Linked DNA regions of Homo sapiens: regions 1, 2 and 4 are each linked to region 3. Evidence: chromatin contacts called from ENCODE Hi-C or POLR2A ChIA-PET data. All regions are on one chromosome and are shown on one strand. The core of a region is the stretch at or near the end of the contact, and the rest is flanking DNA. Distances in the headings are between cores, read along the strand shown. Region 1 overlaps RHBDD1 (rhomboid domain containing 1). Region 2 holds the start of RHBDD1 (rhomboid domain containing 1). Region 3 overlaps CUL3 (cullin 3). Region 4 overlaps IRS1 (insulin receptor substrate 1).

The links. A loop is a pair of places that touch in the nucleus more often than their neighbours do. ChIA-PET counts read pairs that join two places held with the same protein, here RNA polymerase II (POLR2A). Pooled maps may share reads with other maps.
Region 1: a loop to region 3 is called in a map of OCI-LY7, with 15 times the contacts of the local background. The contact joins two enhancer-like sites. A Hi-C loop is called at or near these places in 1 of 168 maps with a recorded cell type or tissue (OCI-LY7), 2 of 37 single-sample maps with no recorded cell type and 5 of 50 pooled maps. POLR2A ChIA-PET finds 5 or more read pairs at or near these places in 2 of 52 experiments (OCI-LY7 and activated B cell).
Region 2: a pooled map shows a loop between it and region 3 (20-fold over the local background). The contact joins the promoter of RHBDD1 here to the enhancer-like site in region 3. A Hi-C loop is called at or near these places in 5 of 37 single-sample maps with no recorded cell type and 10 of 50 pooled maps. POLR2A ChIA-PET finds 5 or more read pairs at or near these places in 1 of 52 experiments (OCI-LY7).
Region 4: a loop to region 3 is called in a map with no recorded cell type, with 13 times the contacts of the local background. The contact joins two enhancer-like sites. A Hi-C loop is called at or near these places in 3 of 37 single-sample maps with no recorded cell type and 4 of 50 pooled maps. POLR2A ChIA-PET finds 5 or more read pairs at or near these places in 1 of 52 experiments (T-cell).

The regions. Positions count from the first base shown.
Region 1 is chr2:226,905,014-226,907,944 of GRCh38, reverse strand. It overlaps RHBDD1 (rhomboid domain containing 1), which reads right to left. Exons shown (of 9, transcript NM_001167608.3): 6 at 1,064-1,152. Among named protein-coding and RNA genes, the nearest start is that of RHBDD1, 70 kb to the right of the region's middle. Within about 2 kb of position 1,649, at least 3 of the 41 ENCODE cell types and tissues checked have a DNase peak (open chromatin) inside an H3K27ac peak, as active enhancers do; they include OCI-LY7, where a contact is called at or near this core.
Region 2 is chr2:226,834,273-226,837,529 of GRCh38, reverse strand. RHBDD1 (rhomboid domain containing 1) reads right to left here and starts at 1,476. Exons shown (of 9, transcript NM_001167608.3): 1 at 1,443-1,476. RefSeq lists enhancers at 964-1,113, 1,954-2,023, 1,863-2,157 and a silencer at 1,164-1,693.
Region 3 is chr2:224,520,072-224,523,092 of GRCh38, reverse strand. All of the region lies in intron 3 of CUL3 (cullin 3), which reads left to right. Among named protein-coding and RNA genes, the nearest start is that of CUL3, 64 kb to the left of the region's middle. RefSeq lists a silencer at 1,366-1,435. Within about 2 kb of position 1,657, at least 5 of the 41 ENCODE cell types and tissues checked have a DNase peak (open chromatin) inside an H3K27ac peak, as active enhancers do; they include OCI-LY7, where a contact is called at or near this core.
Region 4 is chr2:226,769,570-226,772,524 of GRCh38, reverse strand. All of the region lies in intron 1 of IRS1 (insulin receptor substrate 1), which reads left to right. Among named protein-coding and RNA genes, the nearest start is that of IRS1, 29 kb to the left of the region's middle. Within about 2 kb of position 1,289, at least 8 of the 41 ENCODE cell types and tissues checked have a DNase peak (open chromatin) inside an H3K27ac peak, as active enhancers do.

The DNA of each region.
Region 1 (2,931 bases), core at 400-2,899, 2.4 Mb before region 3:
AGAAACAAGACATTAAACTCCCGAGAATCATCTCTTTTATCAGTACTAATGAGTATTAAATTGTATTGAAAATACAATAAAACTGGACATTTTCAATAAATGAAGCTCCCACTGCCTCCTCTAAGTACGTACAGTGGAAACACATTAATAAGCAAACGTGGGAAAATGAGGATCTGCTTAAATGCAACACAGCCTGTAAAAATCAACCAAAAGTGAACACGACCTGCTAATAAAGGTGCCAGTGCAGTGCCTGGAAAGCTTTCTACTATCATGAATATTATATGGTTCTCAAGAATACCAGTCATCAGCACAAACTGTGAAACAAATTATTTATGGTTCAAGAAAAGGTAAAATAGTCTCAGAAGACTTCCCATGAATAAAAGATGAAATAGTGGAACTCAGTCTATAAAACAAGTGTTTGCAAACCAGTTTTCTTACAAGTCAAAATGAGAATCGCATTGAAAATTAAGAGGTCTAAAAAATACAAGTATTTCTAAATGAAATATTTTCATTGAGTATCAATTTGAAGGGAAAAACAAAATTAAAAAAAGCAGGAGCTAAGCTTCAAGCAATAACAGACTTGGTTTCGCCATGCATGAATATATGGCTCATCCACCAAGGACCCGGTCATCAGTCTGAATTCTTTAAAATACTGGCCATGCACTTCAGTCCAGGCTTTGTTTTCTTTTTCACCTTTGCCTTGCACGTATATTAATTCATGGACTATTATAGAAGAATGCATTATTTTAAAGGCACTTTAGTTCTCTGCATTCTTTAGGAAATCGTGGTTTTCTGCGGGTAGCATTAAGGTTGAGGGTATAAATATATACTGATATTTGTCCCCTAAGAAAGTATCAGATTCGAAATTTAAGTTTGCAGCCTCTTTTGTGGAGCAATGTAAGGAACTGCACTGGTTGTTTTACCTTTCGGTTTAAAAAGAAAAACAGGCATATTAGGGAATTCTTGAGCTGAACCACAGGGAAACTTGGGGTTGCTTCTGTTCACATTAAAATTAACATGAACTTCCAAGCTGTTGTCATGCCAAAGGTGTTTTATTCTGTACCTGCACATGCTTCCATGATTTTCTTCAGAGGCCCTTGAGTGTACATTAGTCCAACAAGAATCCCAGCCAGATGCCCAGCGAAGGAAGTCCTAGGAGGGAAGGAGACCCTTTGTGAGTGTTTGTTCTGCTGCTGATTAGAGACATTCTGTCTTCTCATTAGCCCAGTGCATGTCAAATAGTCACAGTCTGCAGGCTTTGTTCCACATCAAGTCTTTTATGCTAAGCAGCATTTAACTCAGTCCAAAGAACAACATCTCCTACCTTAAAAAAAAGTACAATGAATAACAACCACCACATGTTTAAAACGCAACACCCCTCCTTAACCAGGGGAAGTGGGTTGTCTCCTCCAGAGCAGTGGAAGCATTTGGTCAAGACAAGTCATTACATCGCTTTCCGTTTTTTTTCTGTACCTCTTATCACAAAACATAAATAAAATCAGTTTTCTCTGTTTGGCATTAAATCTGGAATTATCCAGCCATTGTGAGGGATGATGTCTATCTGTGTTATGGCAGGGCAGACTGCTGCAGTTTTCTACACCATGGATGAGTGAAGCAGAGAGCAAGTGAAACTCAGCAAAAGGAACTGAGATGCCCACCTGCATCCACCAAAGTTGTCTTCATGTGTATGTTTCAGTCACTCAGAACAAAGAAACATACATTTAAATTTCAAACTTGAAAGATGAGTTAGGGCATGAAAGTGTTTGCGTTAGGGCATGACAGTGGTTTAACTCTTCTTAAACTGGCATCTAAAACCAGCAATTACTTGTAAGATTTATTTTCAGAGGTCTACTTTGACCCAAGTGGCAACACTCTTTGTGGAGTTCCCTGGCTGAATGACCTCCCAACCAGCCTGAGTTTAAGAAATTACTGGCGATTCTCAAAAACCTCTGCTGTTACCACAAAGGGGGGGGTCCTACACAACGAGTTGTTCTTTAAGCACTTGACCTCAATTTCCAGCTGCCCGCCACCCTCTAGACACCCCCGCGCACACATGCACACATCCACTAGCACCTTAAACTAGACTTTTCTGGGGTGCCACTCCCACTTCCCGTTTGTAATGCCTCTCATACCCCTCCCAGCCTTCCCATTCCTACTGCCACAACCATGCTTACTGCCATCTGGACTATTTGGAAATGCCCAGTGTTGGGCACAGAGTGAACCCCAGATGAATGTGTGTTGAATGAATAAAATAAATGAAAGAAAATCATCCAGCTGGTCTCCCTGCAAGCCAGCTCTTGCTCTCCAGTGCATCCCACACACGGCCATCAGTTATCCTCCTGAGGCAGAAGGCAAGTGGTGTCATTGCCATCCTCTGAAATCCACTGGTTCTCACAGAATACTCCGGTGTGTGTTTAAGCCCTTCCAACACTTGGCCTTGCCCATCTCTGCAAAGTCAGAGGGTGGAGACCTCATCGTCTACTACCTCCATTCCCACATGCCCCACTGTCACATCCCCCAAGCACTCTCTGACCATAGGCTAAGCCAAACAGCACCTCTGTCAAAAAATGCCACCCCAGTTGAAGAGCCGTTCTTTCCTTCTCCTGCCTCCCCTCAGAGCTGAGGCTCCTACCTTATTCTGGCACGAAGCCAGTCTGCTGGTGGCACAGTACTTACACGTCTGCCTGCCTGTCCGTCTCTCTCTGTCACACACAAACTCCCTGAGGGCAGCAATGGTGTCTCATTCATACATTATACAAAATTAGAAGCTTAAAAAAAAAAAAAAGCCAAGCAAATGAACGCATTCCCACAGCCTGGAATAGTGACCTCTCATTCCAGAAGGTGGGAAACTGAAAGTTATGAAAGAGCCTGATGGAGACTCCAAGAACATAGCCTTTATGTGGCTTTTACATATGTATTCCAAACACCCAG
Region 2 (3,257 bases), core at 227-2,726, 2.3 Mb before region 3:
CAAAGAATTAAAAACTACTCTTCAACATAAATACTAATGCTATTCTTAAAAATCCTACAACCACAATAGCATTAGTATGCACTGCTTTAACTTTTAACTGAATATCCTGCATCCAACAACCTTGACTACACAGAATTGAGAATCCCGAGGTAAACAAAATACCCTCTAAGCAGCAGTCCCAATATCCATGCGCTACAGCTCATATCTACCCCGCTGAAGAATCCTTCCAGCACAAACTATGTACTTATTTTATGCAGTTCTAATAAGTTACTTAATAACATCTTTGAGGGTTTTCTATGTGTTTTGTGTTAAACATTTTTCTTGCATCTTCATATTCCAGCCCTGTGAGGTAACATGTCCAAGTTTTTCCATCTAGGAATTACTTCAATTCAAATTCCATTATATGTGATTCCACAATGGGTGTTATCACTACGCCATTAATTCTCAAACTTTAGCGTCCAGGTGCATTGGTATCAACTGGAAGGCTTGTTAAAATATATTTCTGATTCAGTAAGTTTGGGATAAGACCCCAAAATGTGCATTTCCAAGAAGTTCCCAAGTGATGCTGATCCTAGCGTCCTGGGATTATTTAGAAACCAATGCACTTCTATTCTTCTTTGAAAGAATACTTGCTTTCCACAGCGACGGCAGGCCTGCAGCAAACCAGAAGCCTTTAAAGTTTATTAGAACTACCTCAAAAAGACACACAACTGTGAGAAATTAGATAAAGCCTTCTAATAAGCAATTTCAAAGAGAAAAAAGAAAAGCCTGGGAGTCACTGAGTGTACTGCAGAGACCCAAACACCTCGATAATTGAATCATAACTAGGCAGGCACTCATTCATTTTGACAGTAACGCTGAGTCTTCAAAAGAGTTTATGCTCAGTTTAGAAAAACAAATAAGGCTGTGATCCGTTTCTTGTAAACGTTTATCCAAAGGTTTTTAGGGGTTGGACAGAAAGGGTTTACTTTGGCGGATTTTTTGTCCTCTAATAAAAGTTATTACTGCGGTGAGGCTTAGACTTGTTCTGAGAAACTGAAAGCTGTCCCGAGAGCACCTGAAACTGCATGCTCTGTTGCTGATGCAACGTCACTTCAAACTTCCTGCTTTCAAAAGGAACCCTTTAAACTCGCTCAGCGCCAACCCCTTCCTCCGAGTGTGGGCACGTCGTTCCCGTGCGGTCCGGCGGAGATGCGGCAACTTCGACAAGACCCCAGGTGGAGTTACCCCAGGAAACGCCCTCCCCGCTCTCGGACTTGCCCCGGACGGGGAGGCTGTGCCTCCAGCCCCGCCATGCCTCCCTCGCCCTAGCCCCCCGGGAGGCGCCGACCTCCGCCCAGCAGCCCCAGCCCGGCCGCCAGCTCCCGCAGCCCGGGGAAACGGCGAGAGATGCCGCTCACAACCAACGACAGCAGCCGGACCAAACAGACGCGGAAACTCACGCTCTCTACGACCCGCCTGCGTCCCCACGTCTTCGCGCGCACGTGCGTCATCACGCACGTTCCCGATCCGGGGCGCCCCGGGTTCCTGGGGCCGGGTGCGGGAGGGGAGGGCCTTAAAGCGGACGGCTCGGCCGCGGCGCATGCTTAGTTGTGCGCGCCCGCGCTCTGCTGTCTGCAGACCGCGTGCGCCGGCAGTGGCTCTAAGGGGGCCGCGAGGGCACAGCGGGGCAGGACCGCGGCAGAGCGCAGTAAGGAGAGTGTGGACCCTCGCCCTGTCCTCTAAGCTCCATGTGAAATGTGGATAATATTCCTTACTGCCATAAATAGCCACTGGCCGCTGACTACGCGTAAGGCAAACAAGCGACCTGCGTTCAAGGGACCCGAAGACTAGGGGAGAAGCAGCGAGCGGGTCGCGGCCGCCTACCCAACGGACGCCTCTGCCCAGGTTCTCTGCCGGGAAGCTTCGTCCTTCCGGGCCCCAGCGCAGCCGGAGGCTGGGGAGCTGCTGCCTGGAAGGGTCAGATACCGCCTGTTAGGCGGAGGGTGGGAAAGACACTCTCCTGCTTCAGGAGCTATCGCAGACAACCGGAGGGCGGCTTATCGCAGAGTCCCAGAGCCAGCCAGCAAGGCAAGGTCGCGGGTGCACCTTTCACTCCCAGAAGCTTGGGTCTGGGACTGCACCACGCAACGTTTGCCCATTTTGAGGGCTTTAGGTGTTTCATATTTCAGTTAATAGAATTTCGATTAATACATAATTTGATACCATTTTAATTGTTTGCTACTCGGGAGCAAGTTTTATGTTTAGCTGTAGGAGTTAGGCTAAGTTAAATGTTGCAATGCTATATATATTTAATAGGATATGAAAAAACTATCTTACAGCCGGGCGCGGTAACTCACGCCTGTAATCCCCGCACTTTGGGAGGTCGAGGCAGGAGGATCGCTTGAGCTCAGGAGTTTGAGACCAGCCTGGACAACATAGTGAGACCTTGTCTCTATTTAAAAAACAACAACAGGCCTGGCGCGGTGGCCCACGCCTGTAATCCCAGCACTTTGGGAGGCTAAGGCGGGCGGATCACCGGAGGTCAGGAATTCAAAACCAGCCTGGCCAACATGGCGAAACCCTGTCTCTACTAAAAATACAAAAATTAGCCAGGCATGGTTGCGGGCGCCTGTAATCCCGGCTACTCGGGAGGCTGAGGCAGGGGAATCCTTGAACCCGGGAGGCAGAGGTTGCAGTGAGATCGCGTCCATGCACTCCAGCCTGGGCGACAGAGCATGACTCTATCTCAAAAAAAAAAAATCTTACTATTTGGTATGGAATTTTCTGATAGCTAGGGTAAAGATGCTCTTTTTCCAAGAAGGAATCCGAGTATCCGAATACAGGTGGTTTAGTGTTACTCTTTGTTTATTGGAAGTTGTAGCAGCTGTGTTTAGATAGTCTGCTAAAACAAAAACTGCCTAAACCAGAAGAGTTTATCTTTTGCCATTGTGTATTAAAACTCTTCATAGAAATATTTATTTTGGAGTTTGAAATTTAAGTGAAAATGTGGCTCATGCATAGGTGTGGGTGTACATATGACTTTCAAGTGACAAAGAAGATTCTTAGCAAATTGTACGTGTTCATTAAGACTCATAAGTTACCTCTTTCCTAGAAAAACAATATACTCCTCCAAAAGCTCAACTGACAATGAGAAACTGCATTTCTGGACATGAAAAGTCAAATGAATGCGGGGAAAAGTAAATTGCCTATAGAGGTATTTTCTGTATTTCCCTAGAGGGGGAAATGTGTAATTTCTCAAAAGGAAGAAGTCCTCA
Region 3 (3,021 bases), core at 408-2,907:
TTATAAATTCATTGCTCTAAGACCTCAAAGTGTGATTAACTGTTTTTTTTCCCTCTGACCTCTAGATTATTAAATTTGAAGTAGAGAACAGTGTTTTTATTTTATGATTTATTGCAGTTTACACAACTTTAGAGAAACATGGGTTTGATTTGTCCAATATCTTGGTAGACAATTCTTAAATGGAAATTATTTTTAAATAAAAAATTTTCACAACTGTGTTTTTCTTGTTAAAATTTTTCAGACCCCTGAGAAGGATTGTTTTTTTGAGACGGTGTCTCACGCTGTCACCCAGGCTGGAGTGCAGTGGCAGGATCTTGACTCACTGCAAGCTCCGCCTCCCGGGTTCATATCATTCTCCTGCCTCAGCCTCCCAAGTAGCTGGGCTACAGGCTCCCGCCACCACGCCTGGCTAATTTTTTTGTATTTTTTAGTAGAGATGGGGTTTCACTGTGTTAGCCAGGATGGTCTCGATCTCCTGACCTCATGATCCGCCCGCCTCGGCCTCCCAAGAAAGATTTTAAGAAAATTTTTACTGTGGTGGAAACTCTGAGCTTTTTAGTAGTGGCTAAGTCCACCAGGTTTTTTGACACCATATCATATGCTTCTCTACCAAATTTATCAGTAATATTTTTATATCTAGAAATGTTTATCTGTACAATTTACTAATTCATATGTTACTGGTGCTGTTTTAGAAGTGTAGTCAGTTACTGGTATCATGGAAAGTATTGAGAAAGTTCTTTAAACTTCGATCTAATTATAATTAGACTTTTTTTCCCCCACTATGATTCTGCAGTAGAAACTTTTTACTACTTTTCTGCTCATTTAAAATTTTTCTATTTCTGTCTTCATTGTGTTAAACCTTTTTAAATCTGTATTTATTTCATGATTTGAAAGTGAACTCTGAAAATATTTTATTACTTGTTAATAGAGGATTACCTTAGTGATTAAATTTGGTAAGGCAAGTTCTAACATGTTCTGACAGACTTGTCATAGAGTTATTTGCCTCTTTTTTTTTTTTTTTTAATTTTAAATGTGAGTTTAACTTTTCAGGGTTTATCTCTAGCTTACTAGCAGAATAAGTATTTAATATTTATAAAGATTTTTTTAACCCTGTTTACATTTGTCTTTTCGTATTCTCTTTTACAGTAGTAGACAAAAACAGTTACAGATGTTCTTAGTATGAGGATAAGAAACTGAAAGAAGAACTATTTAAGAGTTTGATTAACCAGCTTGACAGTTAGCTTAAAAGACCAACTTTCACAGCAATTCACACATTGTTAAACCTTTTTTTTTTTTCCTAAATAAATAGCTACTGCTGGCCATATGTGGGACCAGGCAGAGGATAGATGAATAAGTACTAATAAATAACTATCCTTGGTCTATTAGGAGTAGTAGTAAAAGTACTGAACTACTTTGAGAGGCCGAGGCGGGTCAGGAGTTAGAGACCAGCCTGGCCCAACATGGTGAAACCCCAACTCTACTGAAAATACAAAAATTAGCCGGGCATGGTGGCACATACCTGTAATCCCAGCTACTAGCGGGGCTGAGGCAGGAGGATCACTTGAACCTGGGAGGCGGAAGTTGCAGTGAACCGAGATCGTGCCACTGCACTCCAGCCTGGGCAACAGAGCGAGACTCTGTCTCAAAAAAAAAAAAAAAGAAGTATGAAACTACTGGACTTTAAAGCAAACATGTTATTAAAAGCTCCCTTAAACTTTGTAATAGAACCAGAGGACTTTTGTATTTATATTTATACTAAGCTTTCAGAGTTGAATGTGACCCAAAGGTTAGTTTTAGAATTTGTTCTCAAACACCTGTTTACTCATAGTTACAAATGAAACATTAGATAGGAATGATAAAATAACAATTTTTAAGTTGTTTCTTTCCTTGGGTGCACCATTGATTTTGCCTAGAACCCATTTATCCTAGCTTGCTTTTCTGTAACATAATGACTATTAAAAATATTTACTAAACTTTTTCTTGCAGGTAAATTAAGTAGTAAGAGTTAAGTTGTTTTTTGGACTTAATTTTCACATTTGTTTTTATTTTAACTTTTTATTTGATTTGTTTGTAATGCCACTCCCTGAGTAATGAAACTATTTAGCGCACTTTAAGAGACACCCCTTGACTTTGCATAGGTTTAGCTTCAATAGGAACTGTATTTTTGCATTGTGTGTCTTGACACCTTTGAGCATACTTTTATGTGCTGAATTTGATTTCTTATACATCATTTAACTATTTAGATATGTTGGTAGGGTGAAGAGGAAGAGGCACATCTTTGCCAAGATGGTGGAAGTAGTAATATCTGTGGTCTTGTAGGGCCAAGCATTTTGTTTGTTGGTGTCCTCGTGTCTTCTGGGCATGCAAAGAGCCCTAGGTCTTGAGTAAGCATTTGCAGGAGTTTTCCATGGAGGTCACCTGGTTGAGCTTTCCTTTTCTTGTGGCTTAGAAAGACTCCATCTCTCTCCAGTCCAACTCCTGGAGACCTGCCTGTCCTAGTTGATGTTTTAAAACTGGTGGTGCTTTTGTATTTTTTTATCCAGCCTTTATAGTTGTTGGCAGGGAAGTTGGTCTTAAAAGCTATTTATTTTCAGGACTAGAAGTGGAAATGAGTGGAATAGCATTGTGAGATAGATGTTATGTTACAAATGAAGTGCTTATGTTACAAATGAAGTTGGTTTATCAAGCTTACTGTATGGATGAAGTCAGATGCAGAACCAGCTGTGAAAAGGGGGGCATGAGGTGGGTCCCCACCATTGGCTCCTGTCTCTCACCACAGGTCCACCTAGCTTGTGAAAGTTTTTGCTCATTGCAGGCCTGCTTGGCCAAGGAATAGCAACCCTTGAGAGAGAACTGTAAATAGAGATTTAAAATGTGGTTTATCTCTGTGGTGATGAAACTCACATCCCTTTATGTAAACATAATGCTTGACTCACATTAGGCTTTCGAACATGTTTTTCAGAACATTTTATATTTAAAATGCCTGTTTTTGGCTTTAAAAAGGCAAGTAGAAAAAGCCAC
Region 4 (2,955 bases), core at 40-2,539, 2.2 Mb before region 3:
GTGGATAGTATTGATTCTGTATTTGTTTTAGTGCAAGACTAGGTTGACTATTATAAGTGAAAGATCAAATGAAAGTATAGAACCATCATGGACAAGAAAAGAGGAGATGTGAATTTTATTCCCGATTCTGCCACCTCCTGGGAACTGTCATTCCTTGACCTGATTTTCTGGTTCACAAAATTGGAGATAGTAATATTGCCCCAGTCTGTCTTATAATGTTGTTTTGTGGATCAAATGAAATAACATATGAAAGTAAAATTGTAAGCTGTGAATTGCCTCTCATACACAGAGTTTGTCATGGTTTGAGTTATATCCCACCAACGCCCCTTTCACCCTTAGAACATAGGGGTGCTTTTGGTTTTTGTTCCTTCCTTATTAAAAATATTTTTTGAACTCAGCCAGCTTCCTAGATTTCTTGGCTGTAAGAGTATATCAAGATTGAGTGCCTGAAAAGATACAACAGTGTTGAGTCTCTTGTTCAGATATTTATTTTATGAAGTATGAGTATGGTGTACTGTTAAATTCTAGGAAACTGGGTTGCATTTATTAGCTTGGCATAGAAAAAGCAAAGTTCTACATGTGGGCTAAATTATGTTACAAGCTGTAAGTATAAATCAGGATTAATGGCTGAAATATATTTATTAAACTTTAAAAGGAGCTAGGTACATGCATTTTATAGTTCCTGTGGATTTAATTATATATAAAAACTTGAAAATAAAAGTATGACTGGGGAGTGCTGAATGTTTTCTTCTGTAGAATTCTTGACTCTACTCTTGAGTCTCAGCACTCTTTGACAGAGAGATCCAGTGCTGTGTGCTGTGCCAGGCAGAAGGCATGAGCATCTTAAAGAGATGGATTTATATATGTATATAAACATATATATAGATGTTTAAGTATATTATATGTATGTTTAAATATGTATTATATATATTCAAGAGACATATATACAACAATTTACATAATCCATGCTGTAAGGAAAGCAAAATAACGAAACTACTAAAATTCTAACTCCTGGCCTCTGGGTAATTATAAATCAGTAACTAACTGTGGTTCATGGCTCTCTGTAAAACTGTCCTATGAATTTCACCCTTCCTCCAACCTACTCCTTTGTTCCTCTCCTCATTTTCTATTTTGCTTTTCCTTGAGTGGTGGAGCCGAATGCTCTGAAGTAATTTTGGAACACAGTGAGCCTACTGAGCCACCGGACAGCCGGCTGATACCATGTGCTTGGGAACAGGAAAGGGGACCCAGCTATAAACTCCTCAGCAGCCATGCCATGCCCTATCACCGTCATCCTTCCCCAACACCTTCTGACCTTGATAAACACAGTCAGGACCAAGAATGTGCTCATATTTACATATACCACTCCCTCCCATAAAAATAGGGTAACCTTTAAAATCACAAACAACACAGCCCACACTACCAACGTTCTTCCGTCACTGACAGTGACAGGATCTAGCTAGTTCTCATGCTCCAAAAGTTATATATATATACATGAACTTTAAAGAGAGAGGGTCTCACTCTGATGCCCAGGCTGGAGTGCTGTGGCATCATCATAGCTTACCCCAAACTCTTGTGCTCAAGAGATCCTCCCACCTCAGCCTTCCAAAGAGTCCAGTTTATTGAGAAAAATATTCGAGTTAAAAGTATCCCTAAAGATAATAAAGCTCAGAATGTTCTTTCTACAGACAAATAGACTCAGGACCATACAGTGTAAGTAACTTGGTTAAGATGATACAGCTGTTACATGGTAGAGTTAGCAAACAAAAACAAAAATAAAAACCCTGATATTCTATCTCCAGGTTAATGTTTTCTCCCATGCTATACTACATCAGGTTGTACATGTGTAAAATGCTTTGTCTGTTTTGTATCTTTATATACAACATGTTGTACATATATGTTGCATATTCACATATATATGTGTCCAAAGACTGTATGTTATAGATGTCATTGTTCATTCATTTGATCCTCAAATATTTGTAAAGCCATTCACTATTTTGGCTTTACTATTTGCTGGGAATAGGGCTAGGAATAAGACTTCGTTTCCACACTTCTGAGCTTATGTTCTAGAGGGAGAAATAGGCACTAAACAGATCAAGTTAATTCAGATAGTGGTAAGTACTCTTAGGAAAAATTAGGCAGGGTGGAGGAGTTTATGAACAATGTATCATACTAAATTTATCAAAGAAGCTAAGTAGACCACACTCATATTTAGTTTTATTGTTTTTGAAGTTTCTTTTGAAAAATTCTATTGGGCAAGATGCCATTCAGCAATTCACACATGTTTGAGGGGAAAATCATAATTTATTAGAATAATTAAAGGCTTTAAAAGGTAGCTTGTTAAATGAAGTTTTCTCTTTCATATGTGGAGTGTTTGATTATTAGCCCTGCTTGAAAATACTTTCTGAACACTGGTAATCAATTGCCTGTATCTATGACATAGTCAACCCTAGTCATAAAGTTTTCAAAATGCATTCATGACTGCTAGGACTTTATTACTGCTCTTTTTTTTTCAACCTCCTATATCCTTTCTGGGAGAGGAGTAGATTTCCTAGTGCCTCCACTGCTTACCAGACAGGAGAGCAGTGAAACTGGGAGGCTACATTTTGTAAGACTTGAACGGCCATACTTTATATGGCAGTAAGGCGATCAATGGCTGATATGTCTCAACTAAGATGAATGTATACTTGTGATCAGTGAATGGACCGATAAATTCAGAAAAGTTGGAAGACTCCATTCCATTGGCTTATGACTAATTTTTATATGCACCTGTTTTTCTGGAGTCATAAATAGAAAGTTTTCTAGAGATAACGACAAGAGTAGTCCTTCCCTGTTATCTGCCTCATTCCTACTAAAACAATAGCTTTGTTAAACAACTTTGAGGTTATAATGATGGGTTGATAAGTTGTTGCTTTTCAAGTGAAAGTTAAGTTTCTAAGCCTCCCATGAAACGCG